Regions from separate parts of the Homo sapiens genome. Here region 1 is linked to region 2. The links are chromatin loops, found by intact Hi-C in ENCODE. Cell type or tissue: natural killer cell. All regions are shown on one strand. Region 1 overlaps NFKB1 (nuclear factor kappa B subunit 1). Region 2 overlaps NFKB1 (nuclear factor kappa B subunit 1).

Evidence for each region. Hi-C counts contacts between places; a loop is a spot of excess contacts. Peaks named below come from ENCODE experiments on the same cell type or tissue, not always from the same donor. Only the 100,000 strongest peaks of a DNase experiment are listed, where the experiment ranks them.
Region 1: it touches region 2 in a loop (3-fold over the local background); 4 of 110 quality-filtered maps call a loop at or near these places.

Annotation. Positions count from the first base shown.
Region 1 is chr4:102,550,084-102,555,083 of GRCh38, reverse strand. All of the region lies in intron 5 of NFKB1 (nuclear factor kappa B subunit 1), which reads right to left. Among named protein-coding and RNA genes, the nearest start is that of NFKB1-AS1, 50 kb to the right of the region's middle. In natural killer cell, no CTCF peak of the experiment used is centred here; a DNase peak (open chromatin) is centred at 2,093.
Region 2 is chr4:102,611,078-102,616,077 of GRCh38, reverse strand. NFKB1 (nuclear factor kappa B subunit 1) reads right to left here. Exons shown (of 24, transcript NM_003998.4): 21 at 3,968-4,034; 22 at 3,472-3,644; 23 at 2,497-2,653. The region is part of intron 1 of LOC105377347 (a long non-coding RNA gene); the gene reads left to right. Among named protein-coding and RNA genes, the nearest start is that of NFKB1-AS1, 110 kb to the right of the region's middle. In natural killer cell, no CTCF peak of the experiment used is centred here; DNase peaks (open chromatin) are centred at 1,077, 1,697, 3,007, 3,107 and 2 weaker places; H3K4me3 peaks cover 1,673 bases; H3K27ac peaks cover 4,443 bases.

The DNA.
Region 1 (5,000 bases), 61 kb after region 2:
ATTTTACTAACTCCTCTGCTTGAAACCAGTTAGGAACACCTAACCCTGGCAATATTCTTATTCCTAAAAGGATTATTTTTTGAAGCCCTTGTACTCCCTTATGCTTTTCTACTTCGAGAAGCAATTTTCATTTACAGAGACACTGGCTGCAGAGATGCTAAAACATCTTAAATGTTTATAAATTCACCTCTCAGGTATTAATAGAATTCGACCTTGAGACACAGTTTTCCTATTGTGTGGGGGCTTGGCCAAGGAGGCAAACAATCACCAAGGGTTGGCTCTAGGTAAAACCAGAAGCGAGACTCAGAGATGTACTGCCCTGGCTGCTGGCCCTGTGTGATCTCACATTCACCACCAGCAGGGAGACTCCGCAAGACAGCTGCATGAGGAGGGCTTTCTCCATCAGCGTCCTAGAGACATGCTGTCATTCCCACTGGAACACAGCCTTAACTTCACAGTGTCAGTTTATGCTTCTGAGTCACTGAAAAATATCCCAGGAGTGCAAAAATAGGAAACATTAAACTCCCTAAAGTTGTAATTTAAGTATGATTCCGCTTGGAGAAAACAACAGGGATGACAGCACAGTTTATAGAGAGTCTGAATAAACTGTGCTTAACATAAATGTCTCAAAATTCAAGAATTTTGAGAATGTTCAAAATTTTCATTTCGGTATAATGGAAGAATGTTCTCTATTACACCAAATACATTTGTGTCAGGCACATCTTTTCCCAAATGTGGCATATTAAGCTTACCTTTCTCAAATATGTTTTAACTTCTTATTTATTTATTTACAGGCCTAGCCTGAAGTCTGCAAATTTTCAGATAAAAACATTTGGGTTAATTTTTAGTGCTGCAGTAGGTGGCCAGAGTTCTAGTCACCAGGTACTGCTATGATACTGCGTGAGTCACCTAACCTCTTTGGGCCTTTTAATTCTTCATTTGCAGAATCACTAGATAATGTCTCACTCATTTTCCAGCTCTAAAATTCTATGATTCCTAGTCATATGCATAGGACACAGAAGACAACATCCAAAGATCACATTTTCAAACTACAAAAAAAAAGTTTACCATCACAGAATTTCTGAGTTGGAAAGAACCTTATAGGTAAACTTAACTTTAAAATTGTGAACATTTTAAATACATTTCACCACAATTACAAACTGAGAAAACATACAATCAACACTCAAATTACCTGTTGCAATGGGACCTCTGATAGCATGGAAAATCAAAATTTAGAGACAAAGAAAAACCTTCATGTTAGGCAAAGATTTCAACTTTTGTCATTAAAACTGAGACTGAGTACCCAAAGTGTTTATTTTCAGTAAATCCAAGGAGGGCCCTGCCCTGGGTAGTTAAGTCCTGATAAGAATCTGTGTGTTCTGAGGATATGTCAGAAATGCTTCAATTACATAAGTGGAGAGAGAAAAAAAGACACGCAAACAAAGATACACTGAGAAATTTTAATCTAAGAGATTTTTTAAAAATCCTAATAACATAAAAATAATTAGAGGAAGTAGAACACATTAGATATGATCAAAGTGTGTCCAAAACAAAAATTCTAGGTTTCTCATTTATTCATTGAAAATAGAAATTATTAATGTAAATTTCTAACATTCTTTTAAAATGATTTTAAAGTCTTTAAACACATTGTTTTTGACTCAAATTTAATTTAAAATAATTAAGAATATCTCTGACTCTGTGATATCCAAATTTACTTGGGATTGAATATCACTGATTTCTTTTTTCTTAAAGGTATACAACCACCCTCATTATGTATTTTTCTTGCTTAGAAAATCTATTTTATCACTTTCACTGAAACCCACTGGCTAGAGAAGCAATTAGGTTCTTAATTATTGAAAATACTTAGAGACATCATTCGGTGTAGAATCTCCTTTGTACTACAGTAAATACAGCTGCCCTGTATAAAAATTTGGACCATGTTGGGAACAAAGCCAATTAACTGTCCCTTTCTTCAGAAGGAAAGTACATAAGATAAAGAGCATTTCAACTATTCTATTGTGATTTCCTGTGGAAAGCCCCTACTAAATTAAGAGAATTACAAGTGAGTAGAACTGGGAAATTTTCTTTGATTTCTTGGTGCTACTTTACTGGTCTTTTTACACTCTAGACATTAATAGGGCAAAAGAGAACACAATCTAAGTGTCAGACTGAGGTTAACCAAAATATTGTACCATCTACGTACTATGATGTAAACAAAAGTAGGAAGGGGGGAAACACCAAAGTTTCTCAAAGTTCTAGGATCAGCCAGTAATTTGGAAAAATGGTAGTACTTTAAACCTGCAAAAAAAACCCTTTTATGTCTTAACTTTATGTTGTTCAGCCTGTATAAACTGACTAAACACAAAGTATATGAAGTAAGTTATACATTCTACAGCTTGGATAAAGTAGTGTGTAAGCTATTAATTTCTATTATTTTGGGGGATCTGTCAGAAAATTGTAATTGTCCTATAACCAAATCTTGATTATCCCTTGTTACAGATTTATCAAGTTAAGTAAACATCTTTCTAAGGGCATACAAATAAAAAAGAAAAAAATTACTTATTGTAATACAAGTTAGCTTCCCTGCCCTGTAGTCTTCCTGGTCATTTTTGAACCAATTCAGTGACAATGAACTCACTTTGTCCTGAGGCAATACATTCCATCCTCAGACAGCCCTGACTGTCAGCAGCAACTGAAACCTCTATCGCCTGGGGCTTCCATTCACCGCTCCTTATTTCATCCTCTTGTGACAACAGGACACATTTAATCCTTTTTTCCCCATCACAGCCATTCATATATTTGAAGACAACCAAATCCTCCAGGCTATAAATTTCTCAGGCTCAGTAACTACTCCTCATTTGAATGAAGTTTGAGTTCTCTCACCATTCTGCTCTGAAGACACTCAAGTTGGTTTCTATTTCTCTACAAATGTGGTGCCCAGCAGTACTACACTGTATTCCTGGTGTGGCCTTTCATCACAGAGTGCAAATGAGACCACCACTTCCTTGGTCTTATGTATCGTGTTTCCATTAATGCAGCCTAATGAGGAATTACTTGTTTCGTAGTCACATTGCATTGCTGGTTCATGTTGAGTCTGTTATTAACTAAAACTCCTAGATCTCTTTGCATGCGTTGCTGCTAAATCATCTCTCTTCCACTCTGTACTTGTAATTTGTTTTCTGCATGTATTTATATCTTTTAAATATAATTGCTGAAGAATTGGGTCCATTGTCTCAGCTTTCAAAATTAATTTGAATTCAAATTGTTTGTTGTCTATCACTTCATGTCACCTGCAAATTTAGTAAGAACCTTATAGGGCTGTATTCAGGACAATGATAAAATATATTAAAGTGTTTGGTGAAAGATCCCTGGAACCTATCACTAGAAATATCTCTTCAGGTTGACATCACCAGCATGGGAGATGCTGTGAATCCCTGAACTACCAAAACAGGGATCTCCAGCATCTCACTATCTCACCCTTGTAGAAATCCTGTCATAGAAGACAATGATGTAGGTTTGGTGTGATTCGTTCTTCTTACGGTGACTGAGATAGCAGCTCTCTAGTTTCTAGTTTGAGAAGTACACCTGTCAAATTCCACTTGCATTCTATCACAAACAGAGAAGGGAGAGACTATCTAGCCAGGAGGTGATCTCAAGGAGGGTATATTTTCTCCCAGTCCACCTCAACACACACACACACACACATGCGCGCGCGCACACACACACACACACACACCAATTTAGAATATCCTTTGAAGAGGGATTCCTCCAGCAAATCCTGAGTAATACCCTGATTACTCTCTCACACATGTCTGTATCTTGGCTGTGGTGCCATGTAACCTGGGGGCTACAGAAAGATGATCACATTCATGTGTGTCAACACAGAGCCCAGCACTGTGCCTGGCAGGTGGTGTGCCTTGGATAAACACATGCTACATAAATGTAAGGAAGGTAGGAAGGCCAAGAAGTCTTTGAAATCTACAAATGAAATGTTCTGGGTTTAGATGGATTCGGGTGTCTGAAATAATTCAGAACGTACTTTAAATCAAGGCTCTGATTGATCCCTTTGGTTTTTATACACCTATTTTAAAAATTAATAGAACAACCTGACTTTATAATGATTTCTAAAGGGTCTAGTTAATCTCATATAAATGAAAGATGTGAAACTGACAAATGTTGATATTCAAAAAATAAAATTACTAAATCAACAGGGATGGGAAAACCCCTAAAATGGAATAGAAATAAAAAAATAGCTTAACTCTATAGCTCAATGGAAACATAAATACACAGAAGGAAAAAATCTAATCCAAGTAACTTTTGTACACATTACTCTGACTGAATGCTCTCTGTTGAATACATTTGGTCAAAAGAACTACAAAGAAATTTTGAACCGAATATAGTAAGCTTGCAGATATTGGTATAGCCATTCTAAAACTATTCTATTTTTCTACAAATGTGTGTGAATTATTGGACTGAGCAAAATGAGTAAGCATGCTGCTATCATTGATGATGAGGGTTTTCAGTTACTGAAGAAATATGGGATATGAGATACACATTTCATATCTCAAATCCAAATACAAGTATGGGATGAGGGGAGGGAGGGAAGAAGCCTGCAGTGTTGGATTGGAATTAGAATTATGAATTAGTGTATGAACTCGAGATTTTTAAAATAATCAATTTTGTAGCTCTGCCTAATGAAAGAGTCTAGAAAAACTTCTCCTGCTAAAAGGAACTAGGACTTCTTAGAGAGACAGACGATGCCTGGACTGGGGTAGTGAAGGTATAGGGTGAACCTAGAATAGCTTACAATTTCAGAAATAAGGAAAGTGTTAGGAAAAAAAAGATAGGGACATATCAAAAAGACATAGGAGCTAGCATGAAAGACTCCCACTGGCCAAGAATAGGACAATTTAAGAATCAAAATGAATAATGACAGGAATGGCTTATAGTACAATGAATAACAAAAGAATCCACGAGTTCATACTGATGCTAATTTTAAT
Region 2 (5,000 bases):
AAACTGCTGAACCTCAGCAAAATAAATTGGTGACAGAAGCAAGAACTAAAAATGAGATCTCTCTCTGGGCCTCATATGCTATTACAGCATACATTGCCTTGAAAACATTTTTGGTAGCAATAAAAGTAAAATGATTTTGGTGAAAATGAGTCTATACTGGAAAATCAGGTTGAATTCCCTTTGTTTATAAGTGTCCTTAGGGATATGACCAAGACAAATTATTTCCTATACAGTGAGGAAGGAAACAGAAGTCTAACATACACTAATCAAAATGCTATCTTCTTATGTACCAAATTCCAATATTAGAATATTAAGACTTTAATGCCAGTGGCACGACTATCATTTTGGTATTGACTGATTTGTTTAATCAACCAATCTTTATTTGGTGTCTATTATGGGTTACAAACTATGCGATATCCTAAAAATAACTACAAATTAAGGGCTTAATGCTTAGGTATTTACTTTTTAAAAAAATGTTAAGTATTTGCTTTTTTTCTTTTTTAATATCTGTGCAGAAGGAGCACTGGGCTGTGACTCAGGAGATCTGGGTTGTTTTCCGGCGGATACATTATTCCTTTCTCAAGTGCGGACAATGACGTCTGCCCTTGCTCCCCTGGGAAGGCCCCCTGGCAGGGTGAGATGGGTGCTGAAACTGAGTGGCAAGAAAGAGCCAGCCAATTAAGAGCTTTCCAGGGAATGGGAAGAAACAGTCAAAAGGTTGGTCAGACTAGTGAGCCAGGGGAGCAGAGAAAACACTTGGGAATGGAGGCGCAGTGTGGAGGAAGAGCTTCCACAGCAATGTTTAAGAAAGCAAACGAGTAAAGCAGGGACACAGTTTTATCTTTAAAACCTCGAACACTGCTAGGCACACAGTGTATGCTGGATCAGGATTTGCTGAATGAATGACTGAATGAACTGAAGGGCATAACCCAGAATTAATACAATGTCACTGATTTTTTAGAAGAATCATACCGTCTGTTGGGCAGAGAATGGACTGAAGGGAGGTGGACAGGAAGGAAACAAGGGGACTGAGTAGGAGCCGTGCAAGAATTTGGGCAGGAAATGACGGCAGGCTGGCCTGGGGCGGTGGTTGCAGACAGGATGACACTCGATGCGTCGCATACGAAGTGATTAGTGGCAGAAAGGACTCCTGAGGAATTCTTGGGTTTTGTCTTAATCTCCTGGAAGATGGCAGCGCTTCTGACAGATGTAGCCAGTATTGGGCTTGGGTGAGGTACCAAGCAGGGAGGGTTTAGGACTGACCCTGGAGGGCTGTGACTTTAAAAGGTGAGTGTAGAAGAGCCAGCCAGGGGAGTGTGCTGTGGAGGAGCCAGGAATGGAGACGGTCTGAAGTTGAAGGTAGGCGTCAACCATGACACACTCTGCAAGTGGTCAAGGTGAAAAGGAGGTGACCAGATCTGGCAATGTGGAGGTGACCGGTCACTGTGAGGACAGCAGGCCTGGTGGAGCGGTGGGGATGCGATCCCAACTGCAGGAGGCCAAGCAGAGGGTGGAAGGTGGCAAGCTGGAAAGAATAACTCTAAAAAATTCTTTGAAGGAGCTCTGCTATGTATGGGAATAGAGCAATTGGACTGTAGCTAAATGGGATGTGGGATCAAGAGGGTGATTGTTTCGGTGTGTTTTGTTTTTAAAGATGAGGAAATCATGAAATGCTTGCTAGGTGACCTAGTCGGAGAGTGGGGAGGAGGAACGGCTAGTACAGGAGAGAGAGGTAAGAATTAACAGGAACAACAACCTAGTAAAGGTGAGGGGGTTAGACTCAGGGGAGAGGTGGCTCCTCAGCTGGGCAAAGAAATTTAACCCACCAAGTCCGGATGGAAGGCTGCCAATGTGGGCACAGGCACAGGTGGGCTGGCACTTGGTGCAAAGGTGAGAGGGTTCTGGTTTCTTCTGTTTTCAACAGAGTGTGAAGCAAGGGTGTTGCATGAGTAAGGGGAGGGAAGGAGTGTTGGGGGTTTAGAAATAGAAAGCATGGAATCATCATTTACAGAGTGGGAGAATAAAATTGTAGGAAATATAGGATTACTGGGCTGGGTTGAGAGTCCATTTCATATGGTTGCGAGACTTTTGGTGGCATGACACGTAGTCCCATATATGGTGGGGGACAAGGTCAGTGTCATAAGCTTGAGAGAGGAGGCAAAGGAAGAAGGAGATGGTTCTCTCTTTAAGGTAAATATTATTTCTCTCATGTGTTAAATTTAATCACCCACATCATGTTGTTTTTAGTATTTATTGTATTATTTAGTGTTTACTAAGTAGTTCATGTGTCAATGTGATTTTCCAAGGGTACGACCCCCTCATCTGAATGGTACTATCAAGAGAGGCAGAGGGTGAGCCCAGGGGGTAGAGAGACACACAGGGAAGTGTATCCAGAAAACGAGAAAGAAAACTGCCACACCATATCCAAAAAGAGCTGAAGACACCAGCCTGGGGGAGCTGGAAAATATCTCCACTGTCTTTTGTCTTTTTTTTTACCTATTTGCTGCCTTGTGGAGGCAGGCGAGAGAGGCAGCGAGTGGGCCTGAGAGGTGGTCTTCACTGGGCTGGAGGCTGCCTGGATCACTTCAATTGCTTCGGTGTAGCCCATTTGTCTCAGGGCCTCCACCAGCTCTCTGACTGTACCCCCAGAGACCTGTGAGAAAGAAAGGAAGGAGGAGCATGTTCTTGTGTTCGAGTCCCAGTGCAGGCTGTAAGCACTGACAGCCCACCCTTCCCTCTTCCATGCTGCCTCCTCCACTCAGGAGCCAGGAGGAAATGGAAAGGGCAGAGAAGAGCGACTAAGAAAATACAGTCTTCGAATCAAGTTTCCTGTTTCGGCTCAAAGACCACTCAGGAAATCACAGAGAAGTGGTTTGTAGTAAGCAGAGAGAGAGACAGCGAGAGAAGCGCTGAGGCAGTGAAACTCTGCCTACAGTGACGTCTACACAGTCTCCCTCTGTAAGCTGAAGCTCTGAAATCCATGCAGAAACAAAAGCTAACCATGAAATTTTCAACAGAAAACTTCACCCCATGCTTTTCTACATTTTATTTTTAGAAATGAAAAAAAAAAATCCCCGGGTAATGGCTCCACTAGGAGTCACCTCACAGAACATGACTCAATGCCCTGCCATGGGGTAAGGTGTGTTCTTGGGGACAGGAAGCTACACGTTGATTACAGTCGATTGTTTGCTCAGGGCCGTTAAAGTTCTGTGAAAATCCTGACCCTCTACGTAGCATTTTCACAGGAAGTCTCCAGGTATTTGAAAACGGGGAAAATCTGAAGGTATCTGAAAACAGCATTCTCAGGAAGATGGGCTGCCAACTTGGCCTGGGTCACCCTCCCAGGCCTTGGGCAATGACTGGTTTTCTTCTTCAGAGTTAAGGAAAAGGGAAGGAGATTATGCCCTGGCCAGAGATGTTAACAGAGTAAAGTCAAATGAAAATTGCTAAATCTGTAAGGTAAGGTGTTACCTCATAGTTGTCCATAAGTGTTTTGGAAGGAGCAGGACTCAGCCGGAAGGCATTATTAAGTATCCCCAGACCTAATTTCTGCGCCAGAGTAGCCCAGTTTTTGTCTGGATCAGGAATTTCTAGTAACTTATACAGCTGCAGCTTCACATCTTCAGCCAGCTGTTTCATGTCTCCTGAAGGAAATGAAGAAGGAACACACTTGTTCTAACATGCCATAGACACTCTGGAGGGACTGATCATTGCTGCCTGGCTTGCTGTCCAACTCCCAGTGGAACCAACCAAGCTACTCTACTTGAAGGTCAAAGCCCAGCTGAGTAGAAGGCAGTATACATTTACAGTAGATTAAAACTGGATATTCTCCTTATCTACCTCCAGCATCTTTTGGTTCTGAAATAAGAACTTTTAACAGTAGACCCTGGATAATGCTGGTTCCTCCCTTTAAATGACAGTGTGGAGATAATAATGGTTAAGAGAATCTGGTTTTATCACAACCCACCTTGTGCTAGTAAATCATCAGATGTAAACTCTGGCTCATATGGTTTCCCATTTAATATGTCAAATACCTGTTGGAAAGAAAAACACCAGAAATCGTTATACATCGAAGGGACCACTAGGGCAGTCTGTTTCTTTATAATAAACAACTCAGCATGTCCTCCTTAGGAGGGCCTGGTACCCTAATGATGGAGGAATGGCAAGAGGAATCAGGACCACCCTCCAAGAATATGGTACCCTTTGGGGGAAGAACAGCTGTAGGGGCTCTGGTACTGGGAAATAGTGCTTTGCACAAACTCTGAGCTGGGTCAGAATACCCAACCAAACTGCAGAGAGTCAGAGCTATAGCCTTTTGGAAGGAACAGGCAGTCCAGGCCACCATGTCAATCATCTCCTGCTCAGAGACCTAAGGCTAGTGAAGAGCTTACTCAGAGCTGTGAAGCTGTCTCCCTTCTTCCATAGGAACAAGCTTATGAGAATGAATTGTATAAACTTGCTCAAATTGAGATGTCTAGATGTTCACAAGGCTTGGTGTTAACCCTCTGGCAATACTGACATTTTAACTGAGGGTCCAGAATTGTCTTAGGCTAAAAGAAAAATTATTCTGTAGCTGCCGAGGCATTTGTGGTGTTCTCTGCAGTCACTCTGTTGCTGGCTGACCTGGGTAAGGAGAGCGTGGGGTCACTGAGTGCATCATCTTTTTGTGTTCTGTGGCAAGGCCTTCTGGGGAAATGAGGTGCTAACATAAAGGGAGAACCATGCTAACGTCAGTGAGCTGGACACATACAGGCTGTGGGAGGCACATGAGCAGTTTTAGAAGTGGAGCAGCTCTCGTCTCTAGAAGAACTGATCTTGTCATGTTGGAGATCTTGCATGCTGCCCACCTCCTCCCTCTGGCTTTTCTTCCTGGGGCCAAATGACCTAGTAACTGCTTTATACCTTCAGATCTCAGCCCTGTGGAGTTTTGAGGAAGGCTTTAAATCTATTTACTCTGTTTATATTTATTGAAATTCTAAGAAGAATTCTTAGTTTATTTT